Regions from separate parts of the Homo sapiens genome. Here region 2 is linked to region 1. Evidence: chromatin loops called from intact Hi-C (ENCODE). Cell type or tissue: endothelial cell of umbilical vein. All regions are shown on one strand. Links, peaks and the distances in the headings refer to the core of each region. The heading gives the core; the rest is flanking DNA.

Evidence for each region. A loop is a pair of places that touch in the nucleus more often than their neighbours do. Peaks named below come from ENCODE experiments on the same cell type or tissue, not always from the same donor. Only the 100,000 strongest peaks of a DNase experiment are listed, where the experiment ranks them.
Region 2: it touches region 1 in a loop (5-fold over the local background); 32 of 110 quality-filtered maps call a loop at or near these places.

Annotation. Positions count from the first base shown.
Region 1 is chr14:77,133,829-77,148,507 of GRCh38, forward strand. It overlaps ZDHHC22 (zDHHC palmitoyltransferase 22), which reads right to left and starts at 7,963. Exons shown (of 3, transcript NM_174976.2): 1 at 7,775-7,963; 2 at 5,385-5,924; 3 at 1-120. The coding sequence starts at 5,910. RefSeq lists enhancers at 1-459, 5,667-6,216, 6,354-6,917, 6,918-7,481, 7,576-8,077. In endothelial cell of umbilical vein, for the core only: CTCF peaks have their summits at 5,996 and 7,405; a DNase peak (open chromatin) is centred at 7,463; H3K4me3 peaks cover 1,174 bases; H3K27me3 peaks cover 4,113 bases.
Region 2 is chr14:77,202,212-77,216,890 of GRCh38, forward strand. TMEM63C (transmembrane protein 63C) reads left to right here. Exons shown (of 24, transcript NM_020431.4): 2 at 11,235-11,297. Among named protein-coding and RNA genes, the nearest start is that of TMEM63C, 28 kb to the left of the region's middle. RefSeq lists an enhancer at 11,105-11,334. In endothelial cell of umbilical vein, for the core only: no CTCF peak of the experiment used is centred there; a DNase peak (open chromatin) is centred at 6,670.

The DNA.
Region 1 (14,679 bases), core at 2,814-10,813:
GGGTCTGCCCGCGGAGGATCAACAGCAGCTGGTGGCAGCAGAAGCCGGCGCAGGCCAGGCCGATGGCGAACCAGAGGTAGAGCATGAGGATGACGAACATTTCAGAACCCAGGACAGCTCCTGCAGGGCACGGGGAGGGGAAACACCAGAGCCGCTTTACACCCAGGCCACCGGCATAACTGCGATCTAGGCAGGCTTTCCACCGGGAGGGAGGGAGATTAATGAGATTGACGCTACATTTTGTAGCAACCTCAGCGCTGCAGCTGCAGTGAGGGAGAGGAAGGAAGAACCAGCTGCCCTAACTTTTTCTTGGCGCGGATGGCACCTGAGGCAAGAGGGGAAGACTGGAGACATGGCAGAGAAGAGAGCTAAGTTTGATGAGCTTAGCAAGGACAGCCCTCAGCTCCTGGGGCAGCACCTGGCCGCTGATAACATTTCTGTAGAGTAGGAGATGCCTGTCTCTCTCTGCTTTCTCCTTTTGGGCTAGAAGCAGGGTGAAGGGGTTTTGCTCAGGAGGAGAGAGGGGTGAGCTGGGGACCCTAAAGAGGGAGCAGGTGCCTGGGCAGCTGTCTAGTCCACAGCACCTTCTCCCTACTGTTCTGGGAACGCTGGTTGAGAGGACTCAGGAAAATGACAGCATGATGGAGATCTGGGAAGAATAAGTCACGAGCTTAGTCTGAAGAGCAGCCCAGAACACCAACGTAGAGAATAATTCAGTCATTAATGTTAACAAGAGGACAGTGTGGCCACCACCGCATTCCACCAGAGCTGGTTCTGTCAATCAAAGCTTGCTAGAAGAGGCCCCCAAGGTCATCAGCCCTGTGTCGTGGGGCAGGATCTCCCCAGAATCCCTCTAAACCAAGCACTTCCTATTACTGGTTTGAAATAACCACTGAGTAAGAGCTCCCACACTCTTCCTCAGAGTTTGGGTGGCTGGTCCATGCTAGGTTTGAATCTCCCAGCTGTGTGGACTGGCACAAGTGTCCCAACCTCTCAGTTGCAGCTCGTTCATCTGTACAATGGGTATAATAACACTAACGATTTCATACAGCTGCATGTTTCAAGAAAATGATGTACAGAGTGGTCAGCATTCCGGTTCACACTCAGAGCGGTGCTCCCAGCAGAGGGTCATTTTACAGAGCAGGAGACTACATCCAAAATGAGTTCAACTCCTGAAACTATCAAGCTTTTTCCTTCTCCTTTTCAGGGCTTAGAGTCCTGGCTGGGCTGCAACTTTGGCAGCTGTGGCAAAGACACTTACCTTGACCTACCCAGCAGCCAGGGCACTGGACCCTGGAGTTAATTCGAAAGTATTCCTTAGCCTTTGGTTCCCTGTAGGGCAACCCTATCACCTCCTCTGGTGGGGGGGGGGCACCTCCTCTAAGGACTCCACCTTACAACCTATTCTGCCCTTGAAAATCTCAACCATATTTTGCCCTTTCCCTAGCCTTCTCTTGCCCCAGCCCACCTCTTCCCAAGTCTCTCCAACCTCCAATTTCCAAAGCCCTGTCAACTGGGCTTTCAACACTTGTCCAGTATGAGCAGTGGTGGACTCAGCAGCCATGGAGGATGTGGATCTGATTTAGATTCTCTCATTAGCAGCCTCCTCTTGTCCTCATCCCTAGGAGCTTGGATAGCTGTATTATTTTTTTTTTTTTTTACAAAGCTGGGGACAGATAGGCCCAGCTGCCATTTACAGCAGCCCCTCCACTGGCACAGGGGCAGCAGTGGGACAGGGCTCACATTGGGCTGTGCCATCCCCTGACCCACTTCTTCCATGTCGGCACAGATTAGCTTGGGCAGCCATGTGGGGGATGGAGGATCCCAGGTCCATGGTGCTCTTTGGCGTGAGGAATGCTGACAGGCAAAGGTGGCCCTCAAGCTGGGATGTGAGAACATCAGAGCTGTCAAGCTTGGGCCTGCCTTGCAACACTGCCCCAGGAACAAGCCTGGGTGGATGGAAGCCATTTCCCACAGGGTTTTTTCCTGGCACTAAATCAAGGCATGAGAAAAAGAACTTGCGGCCTTTTCTTGGCCCCATGCAGCAGCTACAAAAGGCTATTCTGGGGACCTGCTTTCTCTAAAAGTGTTTGAAGTTACCTAGCCTGGCTGCTTCAGCTCCTCTTAACTATTTAATAATAGTTCTGCCTCTTTTTAAAAATCACAGAATTTTCCTAATGAGCCTAAAAGGACACATCAGTCAATCTCCCCTGCCCCTTCCTCCCAACAGGCATCTATAACACCTTTGACAAATAATCACCCAGCATACTTTTTAATACATCCAAGGACAAGTAGCTGCCTCCCTTCCAAAGTGGCTCATTCGAGAAGCAGCTTCAGAGAGGCAGCCCCCAAGAGGCAGTATGGTGGGTGGAAAGAGTATGAGCTTTGGAGGCTAGAAGCCCCAACTCCAAATCTTGGTTTGGAATCGTACCAGCTGTGTGGTGTTGGTGCAACTTAACCTTGCTGAGTCTTTGGTTTCTGAGCCTTAAAAATGGACATGATAATATGGACTTGTCAAGAGGAATGGGTGAAATGTGACATGCATAGTGGGTGGTACATAATAGGTGCTCAATGAACATTAGTCCCCTTTCCCTCTTACTGGACTTTCTGGTAGCACCCATCATGCTGGTGTACTTACCCAAATGCCAAGATACAGGTCAGATGGTGGCATCTCCATTTCCCAGATAAGAATAAGGTTCAGAGAGGTGACACAGCAACCTGTACTGGTCCCACAAAGCCAAAAGAAAGGGTAACTTCTGAAACCTAACTAGCTAGCCGCCTCCCTCTCTGGATCAGCTGAGGGCCTGTGGTTGGCCGCCACCTTCACACTAGAAGACCCCTCCCACTTTTAGCTCTCAAGGCCCAAACTCACAGCCATCCATGCTCTGGTGACAGATCTGACTCAGATCTGTACCACAGTTGGGGACAGCTCAATTTCTTTCTTTCTTTTTTTCTTGAGACAGGGTCTTGCTCTGTAGCCCAGGCTGGATAGAGTGCAGTGGCATGATCATAGCTCACTGCAGCCTCAAACTCTTGGGCTCAAGCAATTCTCTCACCTCAGCCTCCTGAGTAGCTGGGAAAACAGGCACATGCCACTATGCCTGGCTAGTGTATTTATTTATTTTTTATTTTTGTAGCAACGGAGTCTCACCATCTTGCCCAGGCTGATCTTGAACTCAATTTCTATTAAACAACCCATGCTTCTTACTCTTTTCTGTCCACCTGTCCTCCTGTGCAGATGAGAGAGGGTGCTACCAACTGTTCGGATTGAGGGTTGGGGAACAAGAGGAATGGGAAAGGGAAAGCCAAACAGGTGGGGTGTATGTCATGGGAGGGAAAGAAAGGAAGGTCCTCAAGAGGAAAGATGAAAGGTCACAAAAGATGAGATAGGAGAGTTGGAGGTAAGAAGTCTTGCTCGCCTGTTTCCAGTGGATATGGTGAGGAAGTGAAAGACACTGGAACTCATGCTGGCACAGGAGTCTGGGCCCCAAGGTGGGCACTCACTGGCTCTGTTCTCCCATCAGATCAAACCTAGCACATATGGACAGGCCTCAAGCCCAGATTTATCTCAAATCAAACCATTTCAAGGTCTTCCTTCTGGAACCATCCATTTTTACGGTTGGCGAAACTACTTGGAAAAGAAAGTATAAGCAGGCTTGTTGGCTCTCTTCATCCCTCCACCTGCCTGTGCTCACACTCCACCCACTAGCCCACCCACCCACCCTCCCCCGTCCTGGTTATTTTGGTCCCGGCAGCCTCCTGTGCCAGTGCTGGGATCCAGAAGGCCTGAAAGCTGTGAGTTCTGGACCCAGCTCAGCCACCAGCCCTGAAGGCAGCCCCCGTAGCTGGGTCCCCCCTGTATCTCTGTGTTCCCACTGCCAAATGGCATGATAGTTCTATGCCTGGGAAGAACTGGGCTGTAGCCACCACAAAGACTGAAATGATGGCTTCCCCCAGAGTAGAGCAGAATTTTTATGAATGTTCAGCCCAGGCACCTCAAAACAATCTTGGGCTTTCAGAGGAAGTAGCTGCCCTCTGCCTTTCTTTGCTCCTAGAAGGCCAACAGGTGAGGAAGCATGTTCTATTCCCTGAGCCACTGCAGAAGAGCTGTGGATTAAGGACCTGAGAGGCAGACCAGAGACTGCCACTCAGTAGCAGGAAGACACTGGGCAAGCCACTTAGTCCCGTCTGAGTCTCGGTTTCATCATCTGAGAAATGGAGATAGCAATGCTATACATGCACACTCAAGCACGTAGACACTACTGATTGTGGAAGCTAAGCCATTCAGAGTCAAAGGCCAGGGTAGGGAGGAAGTGGAAGGAAACGCAGTAGGAGCCAGTCTCAAGGCCAAATAAAGTGGTAAGAACTGCCACCAGGAGCTGAGTCCTTCTAGGGCCAGGTATCAGGTAGTGGTCCTTGGTGCATACTAGTTAAAGTGCAGTCCTCAGCCAGGCGCAGTGGCTCACATCTGTAAATCCCAGCACTTTGGGAGGCCAAGGTGGGCGGATCACTTTAGGTCAAGAGTTCAAGGCCCGCCTGGCCAACACAGTAAAACACCATCTCTACTAAAAATACAAAAATTAGTGTGGCGTGGTGGCACGCACCTGTAATCCCAGCTACTCGGGAGGTTGAGGCAAGAGAATCACTTGAACCTGGGAGGTAGAGGTTACAGTAAGCAGAGATTGCTTTCACCACTGCGCTTCAGCCTGTGTGATGGAGTGAGACTCTGTCTTAAAAAAAAAAAACAAAAAACCTGCCTCTCCCACCCACGTTCCCTCTGCTCTGAGCCATCAGCAGGCTGGAGAACAGGCTGGTGAGGTCAAACATAATAGGCAGGAGGACAGAGCTTAGCCTCCTGCTGGGCTGGGCTGGCAACAAGTTCAATATTACTGCAATTGGTTGGTGAGACCTCTGGAGAGCAGAGTCCTTGGGTGACATGTAAGCAGAACTGGGGACCAGGCAGAGGAATGTCATAGCATGGTTGTACCTCATGGGGCTACATGGAGGAATGGCCAGCACCTAGTCCTGCCTGGCACAGAGCAGGTGTATTACCTGGATGCCACAACTCTGTGAGCATATGGACAGCATGATGGATGAGAATGATGGGGGCAAGGGGGGATGTTACCAATAAAATACAGCATGTCCGCTTAATTTGCATTTCAGATAGCCAATAGCAAATTTTCTCAGTGTATCTCATACAATATCTGGGACATAATTATACTAAAAAATTATGAGTTGTTTATCTGAAATTTTAATTTAGCGGGACGGTCTGTATTTTTATTTGCTAAATCTGGCAACTTTTGGGGTTGGGGTTTGGGGCCCGGCAACCTTTGGGGTGGGAGGTCTTTGTGTAGAGCCCAACCTGCCCGCCAAGGCCCACTCACCGGAGAAGAACTGGCTGATGGAGGTGGGCAGGAGCGTGAGGAAGGCCAAGGGGTGGGCGAAGGAGATGGAAAGGACAGCGGAGATGTAGGCCACGCCGGCCACCATGGAGTAGAGGCAGGCCAGGGAGGTGTAGAGGCAGAACAGGACGAAGTTGCGCATGTTCCTGCTGCCGATGCAGTTGCCGGTGAAGAAACAGTGATGGTCGTGCCTCAGGGTGACTCTGGCGCACACTCGGCAGAAGTGGGTGCTAGGTGAGGGGCATGGAGTCTTCCTGGCCGAGGCCCCCTGGCAGGCCCCCAGGTCGTCTGGGGAGTTCTGGATGACAAGGACGTAATTGCCCAGGGCGTTGGCCGAGAGGAATAGGAAGAGCGCCCCGTGGAGCAGGGCGGGCGAGAAGAGCCGGGCGGCCGCGGGGTCCTCGCGCATGCTGGGCAGGAAGAGGAAGAGCTGCAGCACGAAGGTCACCAGGGAGATGCACAAGAAGTAGGCGGGGGCCACCACGTTGAGCAGCCGCAGGGCCAGCATCCTCGATTACATTCCTGCGGGGCCCGGGGTGAGAAGAGGACTGACTGACTACGGCGTCCAGGGGGCGCCCTCGCCCGCTCCTCCGTGCCGCGCGTCTGGGGCACTGCACGCGACTCCACGCCCCCAACCCCCTGTCCCGCGGATTTCCCCTCCCCAGTTCCCTAACCCCGGATCAGGCAGGCCAGAGACCCGAGCCCGCAGCGGCCTCGGGTCTAGGCCCCACCTGGGGGTGAGTGTTGCCTGGGGTTTTGAGCGAGCTCGGCGCCTTGGCGCGGCAGAGTCTGGCACAGGAGGGAGGGACTCGTTTGCAGTCTTTAGGAGTTGTGAGGGTGGGGGGCACCGGGGGATAGGACTCCTCCCCTCTGTGGATGTGGAAACAAGCCCAGGTTTGGGATTTCTGGTTCAGACCTCCCTAGGAGGAGAAAGGGAAGGATTTGGGGTCGGGGGCAGGAGAATCAGCGGCACTTGACCTGCTGGAAATCCTGCTTCACACTCCCCTTTCTCCGTCCCTGCGTCCCCACCCACACACACATCTTGGGCAGCACTCAGGGACCTCACCAGGTTACCCAAGGCTCTTTGGAGGTATGTGTGCGTGAGGGACCACGATGTGTGTGTGTGTGTCCTTGTCTGTGACTCTGTACGTGTAATCTGTGTGCGCTTGAGTATCTGTATTTGTGTATGTATATATCTGCGTGTACAGACACGCAGCCTCTGCTATCTAGCTTTAAAAAAATCAATTGAAACAATCGATACACTCACACTCGCTCTCGGGCACCGGGTGAGGTGGGGGCGCAACCAGAATACCTGTGTCAGCGGGTCCTGGCCAGCACATCTCTCCAACGCTGGCTGCCCGGGCTATTTCTTTGCGAAGAGCGTTTTCATTTGAGGCGAAATTAAAATCCCCCCTTCGCGCCCGCCTCCCGCCCTCCTGCTGAGAGAAACCCAAACAACCCTCATGGCGCCGAAATCCTTTCCATGCCGACAAGCCCGCCCTGGGCGCACGAGTGGATGCTTGGCCAGCCTTTCCTGGGATCGACCCCGCCGCCGTGCTCAGCCCTCACCACGTCCCCATCCCACCCCACGCCTCACAGCCGGGGTTCCTGGCCAGCTTCGGAAGCCACCGAGAAATAGGATTCCGTGCGCCCGAGAGAACTTTTCCAGGGGCTAAGGAATCGGCCAGCCGGAGGCGCGAGAAAAGTTCTGGGAAGGCGGTTGCACCTAGGATGGGTGGATGCCACGGGGCCTCCGTCCAGGCTGTCCCGTCCGCACGGGTCGACTGGTCACCTTGGAATCCCCTTTGCAGGTCCCAGCGCCCCCCGGGAACCCGCAGCCTCCGCGGAGAGCGTGGGCCTCTCCCTACCGCTGGGGCGCAGCGCAGTGCACGCCTGAGGGTGGTCGCCGGGGGCTGGGCACGCCCCCAGTCCTGCGCCGCCGGGGGCTGCGGCGGTGCTGCCCACCCCAGAGAGCCCTCGGCCTGGGGCTCCGGCGAAGCAAGTGCCTTCCCGGCGCCGGTCGCCAGGGGGGCGCGGGAGCAGCCAGATGCGCCGCAGCGCTGGGAAGGCGGCGAAGGACAGGGGCTAGGGGAGTGAGGGGCGCTCGGCAGGCAGCCTCAGCCCTGGCCCTGCGCGGGAGAAGGGACAGCAGAGACCGCCCGTGGGGCCCCGGGGTGTAGGGAGCTGTCCGTTCAGCCCTGGCGCCCGCCTCGCCCGCGGCAGAGGGCGGCACAGCCGGAGCCTTGGAAAGACCGGCAGCGCCGGCAGCCGCGGGCTTCTCGGCCACTGCCTCCCGGACGCACGGGAAGCCGCCCCCCGCGCCGCCGCCGCCGCACTGCCGCCGTCGCAGAGGGGTGAGGAAATCAACTCACCGAGCTCTGGTCGCCGACAAGAGGAGCCCCGGACGCCGGCTCTCGCCCTGCCCGAGGCTGCAAAGTTGTGGACTCGGCCCGGCTGGCTCGCAGCCTGCGCTTCGCTTCGGGAACTGGGCAAGTAGCGGGGATGTGGGGAGGAGGGAGCGGGCAGCTGCTGGCTTCCCACTTGGGCGCCAGCGAGTAAGGGCCAGGAAGCGGCGGGGATGGCAGCTGGGCACCCCCCAGCCCCGCCACCCCTCCCTCCGCTCCTGGGGGCGGTGCTCTGGCCGCCAGTCTCAGCATCGTGGACTTGCCCCCTCCTCCCCTCTCGATTCCCCTTGAGCGGGCTGGGGCGCCCTGCCTGGTTTCAGCGCCCGTTCCAGCTGGGAGATTGGGATTCAGCCCTGATGTGGATTCTCCAGCCATCATCCTGCCCTTCCCTCTCGGCTAGGTCCCACGACCTTCCCTGCTCTCCACTCGGACTGAAGGAACCCTGGGGGCTTGAGAGGTCAGCTTGCCAGGGCAACACCCATGAAGATCAGCGTCATCTCCTCGGAAGGGCTGTGTACAGAGGGTTGGGAGTTGGGACTCTGGAGCCTGTCTACCTGGGTTTGAATATTCACCATTCACTACTGTGAGATCTCAGATTCCAGTTTCTTCGTCTGTAAATTCCAGTGTGATCTTAGATTCCAGTTTCCTCATCTGTGAAATAGAGATATGAGGGTTAAATGACAATCTATGTAAAACCCTTAAACAGGGCCTGCCCAGGGCAAGCACTGCTTGATTAGATCATAATTAGACACTACTTATCGGGCCCCTACTAGGTAGCAGGCATTGTGCTAAGCCTTTAGCATAAGATGCTTCCTTAATCCTCTCAGCCTGATCTGTGAAGCTGGCTGAGCCCCATTCTGGAGATGAGGAGGTTGAAGCTCAGAGAAGCTAAGTCTCATGTCTAAGGTCATACAGCCATTAAGTGACAGAGCCTGGACTTGAACCTGGTTCTAGCATTAATGCTCCTGCACTCAGCCTCTACACAGCCCAGCATCACCCTGGGACCCACGGGCAGCTCTGATTTGAGAGAAGGAAAGACAATGGGAGTTTATCCAGACACAGAGCTTGAACTTGGAGCTTCTTCTTTGAGCCTCACCCCCACCTTCTTATTTCTATTTCCTTCCCCTTCCAGGGCTCCGCTATTCTAAGGTGGGTACTGTGATGCGCCAAGAGGGTAGTGACACCAATGTGTATCAAACAGTGGGGGGTGGGGGGAGCAGAGCCTTAAAAACATCAAACACTGCAGGAATATTGGTGCCATCACCATCCTCAATTTCCTGGGTGTCGCAGCTCACCTACCTGCCCTGTTCCTCTCCTCTCGGTGATGGCATACTTAATAAATAAACATTTATTGCTTTCTCAACTGGCTGATTAAAACAAGAGCAATCCCTTGAAATGAGGGCCATATGCTGATCAGCTCAGCCTCTATTCTTGAATAACCACACACTGTTTCCTCTGTAATTTATCAGCATACATCAAAATAAAAAAGAGGCCAGGAAACCTTTTCACATTCTAAAAGGATCTGACATGTAAGTGAAAGAACAGTATATGCCACATGGTGGCCGTGAGCAGCTGGTAGCCTTGTGAGTTCCAGTGGCCACAGGACAGACATGGGGAGGCACACATGGCCCTTTTCCCTTCAGAGCAGCTTTGTCTCATAATCGTGGCCGTCTGGGCCCCTTTTCACAAGCTCTGTCTGCCTCTCACATGGGCTTGGCAGGGAGGGAGGCTGGCTGGGGTGCTTGGGTTTGGGTATACTGACTGAAGATCTCCATTCCCCAAATACCTTGTGAGTCGGGTGGTATTTCTAATTTTATTTTGCATATGGGTGTGAGGTGGGAAGGTGTGTGTCTGAATCTGTGTGTATGAGGAAAGGGAAAGAGAGAAAGAAGCTAAGCGAACGTGGGAAGATGTTAGTGGGGGAAGGGAGTATTCAGTCAGGAAAAGGAGATCTGGTCGTGGAAACACAAATGGACAAGGACGATTATTTATTTAGAAATATCGTTTATCAACAGAAAAGGACATTACAGCTTCAGATCTAAAGCTAGTGGTTCCTCAGCTCCCCTTAAGGAATGGAGTGAAGGGAAGCACGGCAAATGTCATTTTGTTTTTCTAAAACTTATGCTTATCCCTGACAAAATCAATAGGGAGGCAAAATCAATATGAAAACTTCACTTGGATTCTGGCCCTATGAGAGTCAAGCAGACTAAGAATGAGCATTTTATTGCCATTTACCAGCTGTGTGACCATGAGCTGCTAGTCATTTAACCTCTCTGCTCTCAGTATTCTCATCGGTAAAATGGGAATAAGAATGCTGCTGTTATTTGTGGTGATGATGATCAAATGGGATCATGTAATTTAAGCACCTTAGCGTCTCCCACATCTTTAGGGCTCCTCTTTTCAACCACAGGACTCTCTTCACTTTCCAACTAAAATGAGAGCTCCTTGCCTATGTTGGAAATGTTTTGGGGTTTCTTCCATATTTCCTAATAGGATGATTTGCCCAGAGTTGACACTGAGTAAAAGTCTCTTGATCGATGAATTGCTACTGGTCTGTCTGTGAAAGGAAGAGCTATATTCTGAGGTCTTTGAAATGTCTGGTGAGGGCCAGATGCATTGGCTCACACCTGTAATCCCAGCACTTTGGGAGGCTGAGGCAGGCAGATCACCTGAGGTCAGGAGTCCGAAACCATCCTGGCCAACATGGGGAAACCCCGTCCCTACTAAAAATATAAAAATTAGCCAGGCGTGGTGGCCAGTGCCTGTAATCCCAGCTACTCAAGAGGCTGAGACAGGAGAATCGCTTGAACCCAGGAGGCAGAGGTTGCTGTGACCCAAGACCATGCCATTGCACTCCAGCCTGGGTGACAGATCAAGACTCTGTCTCAAAGAGAAATATCTGCTGAGGACACATTTGCCATTGATCTTGCAACCTGCCACCACCCACCCTGACTCTAATCTCATCCTCCATAAACAGTGACAGAAATGATTTATAAACCACACTCTCCATTGCTCTTGCTGTAGATTCCTATAGTTAAGCCATAACTGTACCTGCAGGCAGTCCCATGGGGACAGGGGCACAGATAAGCATCTCATTGCTGTCCAGCCCTTTCCTGGAGATATGCGCCCTCAATCTTGCTATTTGGTGGTGTTATTTGAATAAAATGAATTCCCTTTCAAGTGGAAATTATTCCACTTTGCTTCAGAGTGTTGTATTACAAGGAGAGAAATCCATGTAGCAAGCAGCTTCTGCCTTGAGTGAGTAACCCCGCCTCCATGTCTGTCAGGCCTATAATGCCCCAAATGTTTTGGATGGAGACTATTCCAAGATGCAAGGAGCTGCACCTAAGAAGGCTGGTGGTGGTTTTCTTTCATTCTTATGCTCTTATTTCAGATAGATCAAGGTGAAGATAGGCTTGGGTCAGGATGCTCTTTAGCGCTGACAGCAGATCATAGCCAGGGATAACCACAGAGTGTTTCCCAAGCCTGGGAAGGCTTACAAAGATGCCATCCCTGCCTGCCCAGATTTGGAAAACATGCAAGTGTAATCTTCATTTTAGCCAACTAAATACATGAAAATTGGATTATCACAGAGTTTCTATTTGGAGGTGGTAATTTACTTTGCTAACTATGTCTTCATTTTAACAACGATAACATTACTTTGATGTAATAAAGTGCTTTGCAGGCTACAAAGTCATCCACAAAATTAAAATTTCATCCCATGAATCTCTCTCAACAGCACAAACTAGCTGGGGTGAGAATTATCAAACCCATTTTCCTTATGGGGAAACTGAGGTTCAGAGATTTGCTGCATGTTAATTTGCAAGGCTTGACTATGTTTGATTTGAAATATGATTTAATATGCAAAACATATCTCATCGATATTTAACTTTTCTGGAACATGTCAGTTGCATAAAGGAAGCAGGTATGTAACATACTCCCCCAGAGTAACAGACCTGAAGGATCTCCCTTTACCTAAAACTGCTGTGCTCTGCACTCTGCATCCTGTCTACTCTGCTTTGTCTTCAACAACTTTTATCACCACTTGACAGGTATATATTTGTCTGTTTACTGTCTGTCTCTCCCCACTGAATTCTCAACTCCGTGAGAGTAGGATTTGAACTGCTTTATTCACTGCTATATCCCAAGTGCCTATAACAGTGTCTGGCACATAGTAGTAGGTGCTCAGTAAACATTGGTTGAATGAATAAATATAATATGCATAAACTTGTAAGCCTGCAGCACATTAATCAAATGCCCTCAGGCACTCTGCTGTTTGTCGTGCTGGAGGGGGTGTGTGTGATTAGGGGCAGGTATGCTCAGCCTCCAAGCTCACATGTCAAGGTAGAAACTACAGGTCTGGGTGACAAGTAAACCCAGTGGTCTCCCAGGTGATTGGTGCATCAGGGTGGAAATCTTGGGTTAGCTTGGGAGAGCCTCTTTTGCAGTATCCAGGCTGTGGAAGAATGAACCAATGGGCTCTTTCACCAATTAGCCATGGTTTCCAGGGACCGTTTAGGCAGTCCTGGTAGGGACGCCTGTGCCTGTGGACAAGCGAGTACCCAGCCCTGTGGAAGCGGTGGCAGCAAGATTAACTGGCCCTTTCATCTCAGAGCACGCAGGAGGCAGAGGGAGGAGAAAGAGGGGGTATAGGGAGGAAGAAGAGGAGGGAGGGAGAGGGCAGAGAGGAGAAGAGAGAAAAGGAGACAGGAAGGAGAAGAAAGGGGGGTAGTGAGAGAGTGCTCATTTATCTGTCTGACACACCAAGTTTATGTCTTCATGATGGAGGAGGCTCGGGAGGAGCAGGGCAAAATCAGCTGTCTCCATCGAGAGCCCTGCAATGCCAGGTGTCCAGGTTGGGAGGGAATGAGGCAGAAGGTGGACATCTCAATTACAGGAGGAGGGGAGTGAGACCAAGGGAGTGAGGTCCCTGCAGTGCCCTTGGCTGTTTGGAGACCTCTTAGATATGTCGTTACCGTCACAGAGCAGCAGGCAGCACAAACCTCACACTCCTGACCCCCTCTTTCTCCCTCCCCCTACCCCAGCAGAGATGGCCCAGGCTGCAGAAGAGAGGCAGTGTGGTGCGACCAAAAAAATCACAAGTTTTTGGTGTCTGTTGACCTGAGCTTGTCTCCCAGCTTTGCCATTCACCAGCTATGTGAACTTGAGCAAGTTCCTTAACTTCTCTGAGTCTCAGATTTGCTCTCCTTTAAATGAGGACTTTAACTAACCTGCAGTTTGTCATGAGCTTTTGTTTTGGGGGGTTTGTCATTTTGTTTTCTTTTGAGATAGAGTTTCACTCAGTCGCCCAGGCTGGAGTGCAATGGTGCAGTCTTGGCTCACTGCAACCTCCCCCTCCCGGGTTCAAGCGATTCTCCTGCCTCAGCCTCCCGGGTAGCTGGGATTACAGGTGCAGAATCAGCAAAAACAGGTCTGCAGTATGGGATAGAAATTTCAGATGGGACCAGAGGAGGAAAAAGGACTCCAAGAAGAAGGTCCAGAGAACATTCAGGGCACAGGTTCTGGGGTCAAAGGACCCTGGTTCAGGTTTCAGCTCCAACACTCACTGGTGCAGCCTTGAGCAAGCCAGCTAACTTCTCTGTGTCTCAGTGTCCTATTTATAAAAGAGTGTTAAGTACAGCTCTCGCCTGATAGGGTTGTTACATAGGTTAAACAAGATAACATCTGTAGAGCACTTAGAATAGTGGCTGGCATAGTAAACACTAAAGAAGTGAGAAGTTATGTAACGAACTGTGATTCGGTTCCATAGCATGTGATAGAAGCCCCAAGACAAAACTGGTTTAAACTAAGATGAAAGTCTATTTCACTGCCACGTAAACGAAGTTTAAGGGAGCCCCTCCAGGGTTGATGCAGAGGCTCCAAGGTTATGTGAGACCTAGACTCTATCTAGTTCCATCATCCTGAGCATGCTGCCTCATGGTCCAGAACAGCTGCTTCTATCCCAGCCATCATGCCCATATTCCAGCCAGCAAAAAGGAGAAAAGGAGAAAGAATAGCTCCCCTCTCTTTTTTTTTTTTTCCTGAGACAGAGTCTTGCTGTGTCACCCAGGCTGGAGTGCAGTGGCATGATCTCGGCTCACTGCAATGCTCACTGCAATCTCTGCCTCCCAAGTTCAAGTGATTTTCCTGCCTCAGCCTCCCAAGTATCTGGGAATACAGGCATGCGCCACCATGCCTGGCTGATTTTTGTATTTTTAGTAGAGACGGGGTTTCACCATGTTGGCCAGGCTGGTCTCGAACTCCTGGCCTCAAGTGATCCAACTGCCTTGGCCTCCCAAAGCGCCGGGATTACAGGCGTAAGCCACCACGCCCAGCATTTTTTTTTTTTTTTTTTTTTTTTGAGACAGGATCTCACTCTGTCACCCAGGCTGGAGTACAATGGTGTGATCATAGCTCACTGCAGCCTCAACCTCCTGGGCTCAAGCAGTCCTCCAGCCTCAGCCTCCAGAGTAGCTGGACTACAGATGTGCACTACCACACCCAGCTGATTTTTTTTTCAATTTCTTCTAGAGACGGGGTGGGGCAGATGCGGGGGGAGGGGGGTCTCACTATGTTGCCCAGGCTGGTCTCAAACTCCTGGCCTCAAGCAATACTCCTGCCTCAGCCTCCCAAAATGCTTGTATCACAGATACTGCATCCAACCACATCCCCGCCACCACCCCCCCCCCTTTTTTTTTTTTTTTTGAGACAGAGTCTCATTCTGTTACCCAGGCTGGAGTGCAGTCATGCAATCTGGGCTCACTGCAACCTCCACTTCCCAGGTTTAAGCGATTCTCCTGCCTCAGCCTCCTGAGTAGCAGGGATTACAGGCACACGCCACTATGCCTGGCTAATTTTTGTATTTTTAATAG
Region 2 (14,679 bases), core at 2,790-10,789, 68 kb after region 1:
ACAAGCATCTAAAACCCAAACTATAATCACAAACACATTCCTAAGCACAACCAAATACCCCTCAAAACATACTCAGATACACACACACACACACACACACAAACACATTGACAGACACACCTCAAAACACACAAGCACCAATGCATAGACCCACTGTATTGGCTTCCCAGGGCCCTGCAACAAATTACCACAAACTGTGTGGTTCTGAACAACAGAAAGTTATTCTCTTCCAGTCCTGGAGGCCAGAAGTCTGAAATCAAGGTGTCAGCAGGGCCGTGCTCCCTCTGCAGGACCTAGGGGAGCATCCTTACTTGCCTCTTCCTAGTTCCTGGGGGTTGTCAGCAGTTCTTGGCATTCCTTGACTTGCAGCTGTCTCATTCCAGTCTCTCCCTTTGTCTTCTCATGGCCTTCATCTAAGGACACCAGTCGTTGGATTCAGGGGCCACCCTCATCATGTATGACCTCATTTTAACAAATTACATCTGCAAAGACTCTATTTCCAAACAAGGTCACATTCCATGCTTCCACGTGGACATGCATTTTGGGAGGATACTGTTCAACCCAGTAGCGCTGCACATCCCAAACACATAGCTACAGAGGCAGACAGGCAGGCGCACACACACACACACACACACACACACACACACACACACACGCACACACACCCCTCTACCTGGCACATGGAACTGAGCTCCTGAGAGGAGAGAGAGTCCCTAAGTGTCAGAGCTATCCACTCCTCCTCTCTGGGTGTCCAGCACTGAGAAGCCCACATCCTTATTACAACACTTACCCAGTGATGCTGCTTTTCAGTTTGGTTTTGTTGTTTTGTTTTGTTCAAAACGGTTAGGTATGCATATAGTACAAAATTCAAAAAGCAATAAAGACGCTGGGCGTGGTGGCTTATCCCTGTAATCCCAGCACTTTGGGAGGCCGAGGTGGGTGAATCACCTGAGGTCAGGAGTTAGAGACCAGCCCGGCCAACATAGTGAAACCCTGTCTCTACTAAAAATACAAAAATTAGCCGGCCGGGCATGGTGGTGGGCGCCTGTAGTCCCAGCTAATCAGGAGGCTGAGGCAGGAGAATCACTTGAACCCGGGGGGTGGAGATTGCAGTGAGCCAAGATCCTGCCACTTCACTCCAGCCTGGGCAAAAGAGCGAAACTCCATCTTGAAAAAAAAAAAAAAAAAAACAATAAAGAGAACAGAGTGAAAGGTAAGTCTTCCTCGCCACCTAGTTCCCTACCCAGAAGACAAGCACTGGCAACAGTTTCTTGTGCATCCTTCTAGAGGAAATGGAGACACACAGGAGGCAGCATTCTCCATGTGCCGTCTGCATCTTGCTTTTCCTGCCTGGCCATGCACCCATTGTTCTTTATTCTGGCTACTTTCACACCACTTGGATCTCCTCCACCTGACTGTGTGCTTGCTGAGGACAGGCCATATGTAATGGATCCCTGCCTCTTCAGCACCTAGCTCGGGGCTGGCCCAGAGCAGGTGTTCAGTGCAGGGTGGCTCTATCTAGACAGTAATAAATTGTCAACAGCTGGTTGGATCTGAGTGTGACTGGCTGCAGAGCTTTGGTTGATCAGAGCCCACCCTGGCAGCAGCAGGAGGTGGGGTGTGATGGCCCCAGTAGGCTGCTCCTGCTGGTAGGCACCTCCCCATTGGCAGCCTCCAACCCGGCTCTAGCTGGAGCTGACTCTGGGGTCAGAGCCTCTGCTGCTATATCCCTATGGCTGCTTCACCTCCTTCTCCTCCTTCCTGCCCCCTCCAGACTCCTGCAGAGGAAGCAGTCAGGGGAGAGGCTGGAGGGAGAACCATGCTGGCTGCCTGCCGGCATCTTAGCCCAGGGGCCCTGCAAAACAGGAGCTGAGCTGAGCCATTGCCCAGCCTTGCTGGCTGAAGACTTAGTGGGGACTTGTTACCACGGAGACAAGAATTGCAGCAATAACTCAGGGTCAAACTGGATCCCTCAGCTTCACCCAGTTGTGGTGAATGTATTTGCTCCACAACACTCAAATATGAGATGCGCCACATTTTTTTTTTAAATCAAAACAGAAACAGATGCCTCAGTCTGAGATTTTGCCATGATAGGCTTTGAGCAAAGCCCTAGGGGGAGACAGAGGTGGGCAAGGGCTGCTCAGCCCCCTGAGACTGGAAACCCAGGGAAATGCTCACCAGCAGCTCCCTTTGTCCCTCTGTGGAAGGAGGGCTTAAGTTAGATGATTTGTAAGATCTCCTCCAGCCAAAACACTCTCATCACGGGGGCCAAATGAGTCCTACCCCAACCCACTGCCAATCTTTCCTTTCTTCTGCAAATATTTGTAAAGCACTCAACCCTATCCAGCACAGCAGAGGAAATAATCAGCAAACACAGCCAAGGGCTCTGTTGTCAAGGAGCTTCCCTTTGCGGGGAGGTGTGGGGAGTCAGCCGTCTGCTACGTCATCCCGTAAACAACATCGAATGTACTAGGTACAACAAGGAAAATTATACTTAACTTTATTGAGCCATTGCAATGTGCTAGGCACTGCTCTAATGTTTCATGTGAGTTGGCTCTATTAAACCTCACATCTACCCAATAAGTAGGTGCTATTAACATCTCCATTTTACAGACAAGGAAACTGAGGCATAGGGAGGTTAAGAAGCTTGCCCAAAGACATGGGGCTAGTAAGTAGCAGAGGCAGAACTTGGGCCCAGAGAGTCTAGTACTAGAAATCCACATTTGCTGCATACATGATGCCTGCCTCCCAAGATGCTCAGAGGCACAGGACTTGGGGAGCTGGGCCTGGCCTGAGCTCTTCCCTAAGGAAGCAAAAATGGAGCTGAGATTAACCAGGGGGAGAATGAATCAAGTAATGGGAGAGAGAACCTTCCAGGTGGTGGGACTGGCATATGCAAAGGCCCTGTGGCAGGAGGGAAGGTGGCATGCTCCAGGAACTGAGGGAACAACCTAGGAGGCTGGAGATGGAAGTGAGGGGGAAGTTTGACATGATGAAGCCAGAACACTAGGCAGGGCCCCACACCCAGGCCTTGCTGGCCAAGTTAAGGAGAGCGAAGAAAGCCCTTCTAGCTGATTCCATCACAGCCTGGTCCAGGAGGCCTCCCCAGGCACTGCAGATTGGGTTCGGTTCATCTGTGAGCCCTTCTCACACTGCGTTATCACTGCCTTTCAGCCAAGGCCTTTCTCATTCACCTAGAATGAGCTTGAGGAGGGGAGGAACACATCTCATCCTCTTTAGCAACCCCTATCCAGTAGAGAACTCAGGAAAGAATAAGTGAGAACAGTAGGATGGAAGGGAGGGTGAGATCAGCAAGACCAGGGGGTGTACCCAGAAGGCTCCCTGAAGAAAGCAGAGTTGAACTGGGCCTTGCCAATGGAGCATTCCCGTTGGGGGAGGATCAAGGTCCTCCACAGAGGGGAGGAATGGAGGGGGCAGAGACAACCAAGGCCTTTGATGGGCAAGGGGCCTTCCATCGGCTGGAGCTGAGATTCCTCGTGGGGAGCTGGGGGAGGTGAGACTGGAGGGGCTCCTGGGGCCAAGAGGGCCTCCCCTGGTCCCAGCCTCTGCCCAGGAGCAGGCCAGGAGCAGAGAGCTCAGATGTCAAAAGGAGCAGGGAGCTGTGCAGAAGCTCGGGCCTTGGCTTTAGATCTCCACCCCTGCTGTTCAGCTGCTAGCTGTATGACCCTGGGCAGGCTACACACCCACTCTGGGCCTCAGCATCCTCATTTGTAAATGGGGACAGTTGCCACCTCTTCTCTGGCAGGACTGTTGGGGGCCAGGTGAGATGACTTTGTAAACATACTTTGTCACCTGGAGGAGAGTGCACATAGGCCCTCCGTCAGGCTCAGAGGTAATCCAGAGGCCAGGCCCATTCAGGACCCCGCCCCCTACCTCCTGGAGGCTACCATTTCTCTTTTGTTCTCTTCCCTATAGGAGTCTAGGTTTAGACCACCCCAAAAAATGACTAGAGGGGCCTCAGTAGCTACCATCTTCCACTGATCCATTGAGGGGGTGGGGAGGTGGGAGGGGCAGGGCAGGGGGCTGGGGAGGCTGCCCCTGCCTGCCCTAGTGAGAGCTGTGCCAGGGAGGCCTCCAAGTCCTCTTCCTGATCTCTGCCCCTGGGACTTGATGCTGTAGTCAGCACAGTACCACTGCTGTCAGGAGGAGCCACTGACCTGGGGTGGAGCAGGGAGGGAGGCTTGCCTCTGGCTTTCAGGCAGACGCCCAGGGACCTGGTGGCCACTTTGGCTTCGATGATGCACCACCTTGGCTTCTTGATCTGCCTGCCCATGGCCCAGCCAGGCCCTGACAGGGGAGAGAGAGGAGATGGCATTGGATTCAGGCTTTGATTCTTCTTTCTGAGTAGGCAGCCTGCACAGGAACCACTGGGCTGCATGTCACTGTGAGAGCTCAGTCCCTCCACCCTCTCCTCCCCATCAACAAGTCTGAGTGGGAGCTGATCAGAATGAGGGCATTTGAGGAAGGGAAGAGGGATTTGATGCAGGAGGAAAGCTTGATTACATGGATATCTGTCAATCTCAAGCCTTCCTTTTAATATATGATCTTTTTCTAATTAGAAGCAACAATACATGTTCATATTAAATAGTTTTTCAAACTCAGAAAAAAATGTTAAGGACTGTTAAAAGAATGTGATATAATTTTAGTTTTTTTCTTTTATTTTTTTTTAGAATCCAGATCATTTCATTTAACAGCATTGTATCCTGCTGTTTTTATTTCCTATTTTACCTTTTTAACACAGGCATGAAGTCACCTGTCCTCCTCCCCGTGTCTCCCTGAGTCACTGCCCAGCTCCCAGGGGCCTGGGTGACTGTGACAGCCCCACAGCTGCCTCTGCCTTCTGTCTCCAGCACCCCCTGGGCACCATCATGGCTGCTCACTTACTCAGGGGCATAGGCAGAAAGCCATGGGTTGGGGTCCAGGGTCTGGAGGACAAGGAAAAGAAACTTCCTGGCAAGGAGAGGCATCTCTGTGGGGGTCCCAGAGGTGAGATGGATGGGGTGGGGAAGCCAACACACTCAGCTTCCAGCCTGAGTCCAAGTGGCCACCTTCTCCCCTGATGGCGTCCCAACTCCATCTGCCACCCACAGAGGTGTTAAGAGGATAAGTTTCTTAACCTCTCTGGGCCTGAAATTCCTCATTCATAAGATGGGATAAAAATAGAAGCTGCCTGGTCCTTCTCTTTAGCTGAGAGTCCCTTAGATGTAGTACAGATGTGGGAGGCCATCCTCCTGTACCCCAGAAATACAGTCCTCCTGGAATTGGGCAAAGCTGCTCTGTTCCTTCAAAGGCTTGTGCCTTCGGAGGCTGCGTGATGTAGTGGAGGCAGACACTTAGATTCTAATCCTGCCTTTGTCTCTCTCCAGCTGTGTAACTTTAGGCCAGTTACTTAACCTCTCTGAGCCTCAGTTTCTGTACGTGTAAGATGGGGATACTGACTCTTACTTCTTAGGCTGCTACCTCTCATGTTGCTTGTGAGGAATAAACGATGTTCAGTGGGATAGCCATAAGAAGGCCTGGCCCATCACAAATGCCCATGTCCTTTCCTGCCCCTTTCTTCTCCTGAGGCCCCCTCAGGGGCTACACCCATAGGAGCCTGGAGTGTGGTTCCAGTATTCTCTATCAGCCTTTCCTTTTTTCAGTGTACTTCTGTCTTGAGCCTAGCAGCTTCATTCCTGCTTGTTGGAATCAGCGTTCTCTGCCTCGAGGGTGGCACATAGCAAAGTGATCAGGAGGGGGCTGTGGAACCAGCCCCCCAGCTCAGGCCCTAACTTCACGGTACTAACTCCCTGATCTGGGCAAGTCTTTTAACCTCTCTGGGCCTGAAATTCCTCATTCATAAGATGGGATAATAATAGAACCTGCCTGGTCTTTGTACAGGAAACAAAAAACACTCTAGGAATCTTAAGCAAAACCAGGACTGGGACATGATGCTGTAGTCAGCTTGATTCATACAGGGAATCGCAGGGTCTCGAAATCACTGGAAGAATTAGAAGCTGGGTCTTCAGAACAGAGCAGAACTGTCCCTCCAGACAAATTACTCCTCACCCAGTCAGGAGGGCCATTACTGGAGCCACAGAGTTCACGTCCTTTCACCTGCTATCTAGGGATGAGAAAACTGCTGCAGCTTTTGCCACAATTGCCTCTCACACCACCCCCTCCCTGGGAGCCAGAGACTGGGCATTGAACTTCCTGCAGAGAATCCCTTCCTGTCCTCGGCATGGCTTGTCAGCAGAACACGGCCTGAGCACCAGGGAGATCGCCTCCTCCTCCCTCTCCTCCCTTCAGCCTTGTAAATCTATCTCCAGCATGTCTAATTGAAGAGCTCTAATCTGTATCCAGAACCCCAGCTGCAAGGGAGTGTTGGAAATGTACCTTTTAACTTTCCAGCTTCTGCAATATAGGAAGGCACAGAGGTGGGAATGGATGCTGAGGGTATCAACCGTGTCCCATATGCAACCTGATAGGTTTAACCCAGTCGACACCTGAAGAGACTTGGCACAGGGCCTGGCATATAGAACTCACTCAATAAGTGTTAGCTGTTATTCTTATTCTTGGGCTGGGGCAGCAGCGAGAATTGCCTGGCCCTGCCCACGAGCCCTGGCAGAGAGCAGCAGAAGCAGAAATGCCTTTGCCCAGCATGGTGCTGTCCATGGTGCTGAGAGCCCAGCTGGACCCAGCCAGGGGCAGCGGGATCATTGCTCTGCTTGCATCGTGGGCCCAATGGAAGGTGGAACTGCAATCCTCTCACCCCATGCTGAGGCTTCAGGAGTGACTGCAGCGGAGGGACGTTTGGGGACCTCTCGGGGAAGGCTGGCTTCGATCCTATGAAGAGGACAGCAAAAGCAACAACTTAGTTTGTGGCACAGTTTACAGAAAGAGTCTCCATGCACTATGCCCTTTAACTAACACTCATAATCACCCTGGTATAGGCAGGACAGATATGATCTTTAAGAAAAAACTGAATAGCAAGAGGTTAACTAGCAGCTGATAAACAATAGAGCCAGATTCACACCCAGTCTCCTTACCTGCAGCTGTATGCTCCCTCCACTCCCTGCAGCGACTGCTGGAGGGAAACTTGGTAGCCAATGTGCGCTATGTGGGGGCAAAAATTTGGGATTCATGTACTCTGTGCACTGTGCAAATGTGTACAAACCACCTACATTTTATTCTTTCCTACCCTTGAGTGTGTCTCTGGGTAAAGGGCCTTCTGTCTCTCATTGAGGCCTACTACGTGATGGTCTTTGGGAGAACCATGAAAAGTATAAGAGAAAGATATGGTCCCTACTATCAAAGAGCCCATGGATTTGTTGGTAAGCTGGCTGCTCACGTGCATGGGAAAATGAGAGGATGGTCCCAGGCAGTGGTTGCAAGGCCAGCTGTGTAAAGAGGGTGGGAACAAGGTTCAGACAGGGCTGGTAATCTGAAAGAGGGTTCAGAGGAGTACAATATAAGCTGGACTCAGGGGCTTTAAATGCTGATGAGACCAAGGCTCACCCAAGTCCAGGAGGAAGTGGCTCAAGCTGTGTAGGGGTGGGGCAAGCAACTCTGAATAAGGGGGCTAGTGGGGCAGAACAGAGGGTACCATGAGGAAGTAGCCAGGCCAGTGGCCTCTAGGGTAATGGGAGGAATACCAGAGCCTGGAACTTCCAGTGAAGAGGTGGTGTGGGCCTCTGTAGATCTTCAGCCAACTCTCCACAGATTCGGGACCAGCTGGGGGTGGGGGCAGAGATTGCATGGGAGGAGAATATAAGGACCAGCCTCACGAACTGCCACACTGTGACATGGTTTAAGAGGCACTGAGGTATCATCCTTTATCCCCAAATCTCTCCACCCTCTCTCCTTATTTAGGAGGAGTGACAAAACTTTTTGGATCATCAAGAACTCCTTCTCTAGGTGCAAATAACCCTGGAAATCTCAGTCTGGTGCTTTTATGTCTTGGCTGCACACAATAATTGGAGATTCTCATGCTTAATGTCTGGGGTGGAACATGAGTATCTAGATGTACTAAACACTGTCTAGGTGATTCCAGTGACCCCCTCCCAGGCTAAGGAGTCACTGAAAGCACTGAGTGGGGAGCCAAAAACCCCCAGTTCTATCCCCAATCCACCACTTTCCCCAGCCTTAAGCAAATCTCCATGTCTGCTGGAGACTCAGTTTCTCCATATGTAAAGCTGAGCAAACCACTCTTTGTTGTGAAGAGTTGAGGAGTTTGAGGATGGTATGGGGCAGGGAAGGGCTTACTGATATTTAGGGAAAGATTTATGGCCAGCAGACATGTCAGTGGTGAAGGACGTGAACCAGAGCCCTTCATTCCAGTGACACACCCTTCCTCTCCCCACACTTCCTCCAATAGTAACCAGCCCCCTAGCCATGAGAGTAAACCTCACTGAGAGGGGGTCCCTCCGTGAGAAGGGGCAAGGGGTGGTGGGGGCAGGGCAGGAGACCTGGAGAAGAAGGAAGAAGGGGAGGTGGGAGTGGATGCCCATGACCAGGAATCCCAGCTTGTTTGTTTAAGTCCAGAACCATGGGAGATAATCTTACCTGTTGTTAACAAAAAGATGATTAATTATTGAAGCTACTGAGAAGGCTAAATGGCAAGGGGGCAGGGTGGGAGCTGTGGCTTTGTGCACTCTGGGGGTCATGGGGTTGGAGAGAAGGTGGGGGTGGCTCCCCAGCCATAGCACCTTTTCCTAGGGCATGGCTTGTGGCTATAGTGATTCTCTAATCCAAACCAAAACACATGTCCTATGGACCAGTTCCTGAGAACTCATGGGGATGGTGGAGCAGACTGGGCCCTGGGCTGTGCTGGGAAATGCAGGCGTAGTGGCTGCAGATCCAGCCTGGGTTCCTGGCTCAGCCCACTCTGCTCTCCGCTGCATCACCCTAAAGGCTAGGGAAGCTGCTGTCCCTGGACTAAAGTTTGAGCAAGGTCATCCCCTTCCTCTGCCCCCTGCTCAGCATGTCCAGAGCAGCAGAGGCTCAGGGGCCAGCAAAGCAGAGGGTTACAAATGGTCTGGCTTCAGGGCCAGCTCTGCCATTCACTAGCACCGTGACCTCGGGCCAGTTAACTTCTCTGGGCCATGACCTTGAGCCAGTTGTTTAACCTCTCTAGGCCTTAATTTTCTCTTGCATTTAGGGATGGTTCTCATACCCTAGGGTACTTATGAGAATTAAATGAGCTAGTACTTAAATAGAAAATATTTAGCTCATATTACTTGCTCTGTAAACGTTAGCTATTAATAAAATTTGTCCCTCCCTGGGCCCTCCTGGACCATCCTAACTCTGGGGTCATCCCTGAGATTTGGCTTTGGCCTTGAGATGTCTAACTCATCTGGAAGGGGAAGTGGGAAGCAAAGTGCTGGCCTTGTTAGTTAGGGCAGCAGTGGATAAAACCAGGCTAGGTCTGGAGGCCTGGGAGTGAGCAGTAGGATGGGGCAGACAGAAAGGCAAAGCTAGCCCTTTTTGAAGCCTTTGCCCAGTTGCCAAAGACAACTTTGCCCAAGCCTAGAACAGCTGAGCTGCCAGCTTTTGGCATAGGAACCCAGGATGGAGGAGAAATGGGACAGGAAGAGGGCCACACACTCTCCCATCAGATAAGATATGCAGCTAGGAGGGGCCCTGAAACCCTGACTCACCAACCAGAATTCACATCATCTCCCACTGCCCCTCCTTGGCCCACAAAGCAAGGCTGACATTTATTTTTTATGCACAGGAAGGACAGAAACAACCACCACCTACCAGCTGCAGTCTGTGGGATAGTGGATGGACCTTTCCATCCTCACATCTCTCCTCTTGCCTGCCCCAGAACAGAGAGGCTGGAAGGAGGAGTGTAGGGACTGTGCAGTCTGGGCCCCTCACCACAGCCTTACAAATAAGCTGAGGAGGAGGAGGATGGCAGCGCTGGCGAATTAAGCAGTCATATTTCTCAAGCACTGTGCAAATGGATTTATGTGAATTATCTTACTTCCCCTTTGCAATAACCCTGTGAGGCAATACTGTTATTATACCCATTTTCCAGATATGGGAACTGAGGCTGAGACAGATGAAGTCACTGCCCCTGGTCACACAGCTAGCAAAGGTGGGTCTGGGATTAAGTCCAGTCAGTGGCTTCAGAGAGCCTGATCCTTCCCATTGCCCCAGACAGCCTTTGTCCTATACTGTGAAAGTGATGTCTAAACAGATGAGTTCTTTGATGCCCCCGCTACGCCCTGCTGGGCTGGTGGCCCTGCTGTGTTTTCTGTTGACATCCTAGAGTTTCTAGCTTCATTCTTTCCAGTGCTGGTGCTTTAGTCTCCAGTAAGCCAAAATCTGGATTTTCTGCCTGTCTTCTTCACACCCAAGAGCTAGCTCTCCCTCCAGAAAGAAGTATGGTCCAGGGAGGGTGAAGGGATGCAGAGAAAAGGCTTGGTGCTGCTTTAGGTTTCCATGGCAACAGCCTCCCTCATTACTGCCTCTGCTTGCTGCCTGGGAAAGCTGAGGAGGGTGGTGAGGTGGGAGAGGGTGAGGATCTTGTCTCCTTTCTTTTCCTCCCTCACTGCCCTGCAGGTTGAGCAGCCAGGTTGAGCTGAAAGCCTGCACCTGACCAACCTGCTGGATGGAATTCCCCACCTCCTGCCCAACTCCAAGCTTAGTGGCTGGGGCCTTGTAACTAGGGGTCCTCCCAGGCAGAAGGGCCACCTGGTCCAAGCCGCCCAACAGCAGTCCTCTCCCTAACCCCAAAGGCTGGGATGTGAACTCCCTAGAGAGGACCTCATGTTTGTACTTCCAGGGGAAATAGATACTCAATGAATTCTTGTTGAATGAATGAATGAATGAACCAATAGTGGTCTATTCTACACTGTAGCCACTGCCATTCATTTTCATTTCCTCAAAACGTTATATTCAGCCTTCCCTCTAGGTCTTTGCCAACACGGGTGCCTCTGCCCACGCTTGCCCATTGCACAGGACTAACTCCTACACCCCTTTCACATCTCAGCTTGGAGGTCACTTTGTCAAAATTCAAAACTTTTACACTTCAAAAGACACCATCAAGACAATTAAAAGAAAAGCAATAGGCCAGGGGGAAACTATTTGCAAAGCAGAGCTCTGATAAAGGACGTGCATTTGAGCATAAAGATGACCAAAGGGGCCCTGAAGGAGGGTGCTGCCAGCAAGGGAGTTCCTGGGTCTGTAAGTCTTGTGGTCTCTCCACCGCGTGTGTTCTTTTGCAGCAGCCCCGTAGCTGGGTGGAGCCTCCGGGCCTGACGTGGACCTTCACTGGAGAAGTGACTCAGGTGGGAAAAGTCTCCCCGGGCCTCTCCACCTGCAGGATCGCCTTCCTACACCTTCCCCCGCCCGCTTCCTTCGCGCGGGCTCCTCCCAATGACCACCAGCAGAACTGCAGCCTCCTGCCTTAGCTGACCTGGAGCCCGAGGTAGCTCAGATGCCAGCTCCTTCCTCCAAGAGACCCTAGAAATGCCATTGGCTGCTACTCTGATGCTCTGGCAGAAGGCATGCCGTTGAAGTGTACTGTGTTCGATGTAAACTATTATGAGTTTGCATCTGGCTAAACGTGCTAGTGAGTTAATTAGCCACCTGGGGTAGAAACAAGAAAACTATGGGTGGCCTAGGCAGAGCTCGATGGAGCAGGAATTAGGGGAACTGAGAAAGACAGGCAAGAGACTCCCGGATCCTGCTAGATGCTAATCTAGAGGGTGGGAGTGGGAGGAGTTTTGTGCACCCCTTCTGTTTCCAGGACTACTCTCAGGCCCTCCATCGCAGGTTCTGGGAGTGAGCACAAGCAGCCCAGACTCCCAGGCCACCTCCTGTCCCCTGCTTCAATCCCTTTACCTTCATTCCTTCTCCATCCCCATCTCTCAGCCCTCCCCAACTCCTGAAACCTTTCCATGGTGCCCCCTGGATCTCCATTCTTCATTTTGCAAATATTTATGTGATGCTCCTTGTGTTCCAGGCATTGTTCTACAAGATGAACACATCCTAACACTCCTCTTAAGAGCCCTGTGAAGTGGGTACTAATGGCTGTTGCCATTTCCACTTTACAGAGGAGTAAAGTGAGGCATGGGGACTGTAAGTGCCTTGCTCAAGGTCACCCGATGAGCGATGAGTGAGCGTTGGAGCTGAGATTCAGTGGCACGGAACCTGTAATCCCCAGAAGCATCCCCAGCTCCTCGGTCTCCTCACCCTCCGACTGGGAGACTCCCCAGTCCAGCTTCCCTTTCCACCCTCTCAGAGGGTGGTTCCTGCTTCCCCTCCAACACCACTGGCCTGGGGATGGAGACGTGTCTTTCTTGTTCCCCTTGGCAACATTGAGACTCTTCCTCCCTGCTTTCTAGAGCCCCCTGTCTTGGACCCACAGGTGTCAACCTAGACATCTTGCTGCCCATCGTTGTTAGTCATCAAGGAGTCCCCCAGGCCACTCTCCCCTTCCCCCCTCACTGTCTCCCCAGTTTTTTTCCTGTCTTCATTCTTGCTGATGTCAATGTCCACATCTCCACAAAGATGATCCTTCTGATACTCAGCCGCTCGCTCCCACGGTCATGTCCTAGACCCGATCACCACCGATAGCCGGAATCTCTTTCATTTCAGCACCAAACATCCCACTTTCAGCATGCCACTCCCTCTGCTCTACACTTACTAGCCGTCCACAATTCTTCTACCTCCCCTTGGAACTCCAGTAGCTTTCCCTGGTCCTCACCCATCTTGCATCTTATTTCTCTCCTGGCTCAAATTCCACAGCAAATCATTACAATTATTCACCTGCTACACCCTCAACCCTCTTGTGTTATGCTCATACTTGCTGGGGGGAAGCCTCTACCCCTACTAAGTCTTCCACACCTGCAACCATACAGGTGAATCCAGCACAGCAAGTCTGGCTGCTCTCGTCAATTCAAGATCATGAGCCTCCACAGGCCCCATTGTTGCCTGGCAATCCTGCTCCATTTCCGTAATCCATCCTCTCTTATTCCCCTAGACTTCTATTTCTACCTTTTTTTCCTGTCACCAAACATCCAACATCCGCCCACCACCACCACCTCACACTGGGCTGAGACCTCATTCCTTCTTTTACTGAGAAACCTGAAGCAAGGCTGGGCATGGGGGCTCGCACCTGTAATCCCAGCACTTTGGGAGGCCGAGGTGGGTGGGTCACCTGAGGTCAGGAGTTTGAGACCAGCCTGGCCAACATGGTGAAACCCCATTTCTACTAAAAATACAAAATTTAGCCAAGTGTAGTGGTGGGCACCTGTAGTCCGAGCTACTCAGGAGGCTGAGGTAGCAGAATTGCTTGAACCCTGGAGGCAGAGGTTGCAGTTAGCCAAGATGGTGCCACTGCACTCCAGCCTAAGCGACAGAGTGAGACTCTGTCTCAAAAAAAAAAAAAAAAAAGAAAAGAAAAGAAAAAGAAACTAGAAGCAGTAAGGACAGAACACTCACTGGCTGCCGCCGCCACTCCTGGGACCAGCCAGCACCTGAGCATGTGTGCTGCCTTCCCTCCCACTCACCCAGCCAACAGCCTGACTCTCAGTAAACATCTCCACTGTGCACTAGTTCCCAAGCCTCCCGCAGTCTCACTTTGCTCCAGCAGTTCCCCCCTCCTCCTACTTCTTCTACTGAATCATTCCCACCACTATACAATGTGTTATTTTTCCCGTCTTAACCACTTTCACCTCCAATTACTCTTCCAGAGAGCTGTTTTTGCCCACTGGCTCCAATTCCTCTCCTGTCATTCTCTCTGGAGCCTATTCCAGTCTGGCCACCTGCACATGGCTTAAACCATGGCTAATTTGGCTGGGCGCAGTGGCTCGTGCCTCAAGTGAAAGAGAGATAGAGAGGGAGATAGAGAGAGAGGAAGGAAGGTAGAAAAGAGAGAGGAAGGAAGGAAGGAAGGAGGGAGGGAGAGAGAGAGAGAGAGAGCAACCATGGCTCATTCACAGTTGTCATCTTTCTTGACCACATCAACACTGGTTCCTCCCTCCTCCTGGAAACATTGTCTTCATTCAACCCAGGACACCACCCTCTCCTGCTTTTCCTCCTTCCTCACTGGCTGCTACTTCTCAGTCTCCTTCTCTGTTTCCTCCTCCCCTGCCCTGTAGATATTGGCGCACCCCGAGGCTCCCACCTTGGATCTCTCCTCTCACTACATTCTCTTCTGTAATTCAGGGCTTTGCCTCGAAGAGTTGTCGCTATGCCAGTGGCTTTTGTCTCACATTTATGTCTCCAGTCTCTTTTCTGAACTGCAGACTAACCTATCCAAATCCCTGCTCCCCGTCCCCACTTAGCATGTTCCAAACTCAACTCTTGGTTTCACCCTTGCACGCACTCCCCCTCCACCTCTACTGTCCATTTCCATCCTGCACTTTCTGCCTCTCCCATTCCATAACAGCAACTCTATCTTCCAGTGGCTCAGGCCAAAAACCTGAGAGTCATCCTCGACTCCTCTCACTCTTTCACATCCCCTATCTAATCTGCCGGCAAATCTTGTTGGCTCCACATTCAGAATATTTCCAAAATCTGAGCACGTCTCTCACCTCCACTGCGCCCATCCCAGTCCAGGCTACCATTGTCTCCTGCCCGGACCCTGGCCGAGCTCTCCGCATCTACTTCTCCACTTGTTCACCCCTCCTGCTCCCCCACCTAGTCTCCATATGAGGATCAAAG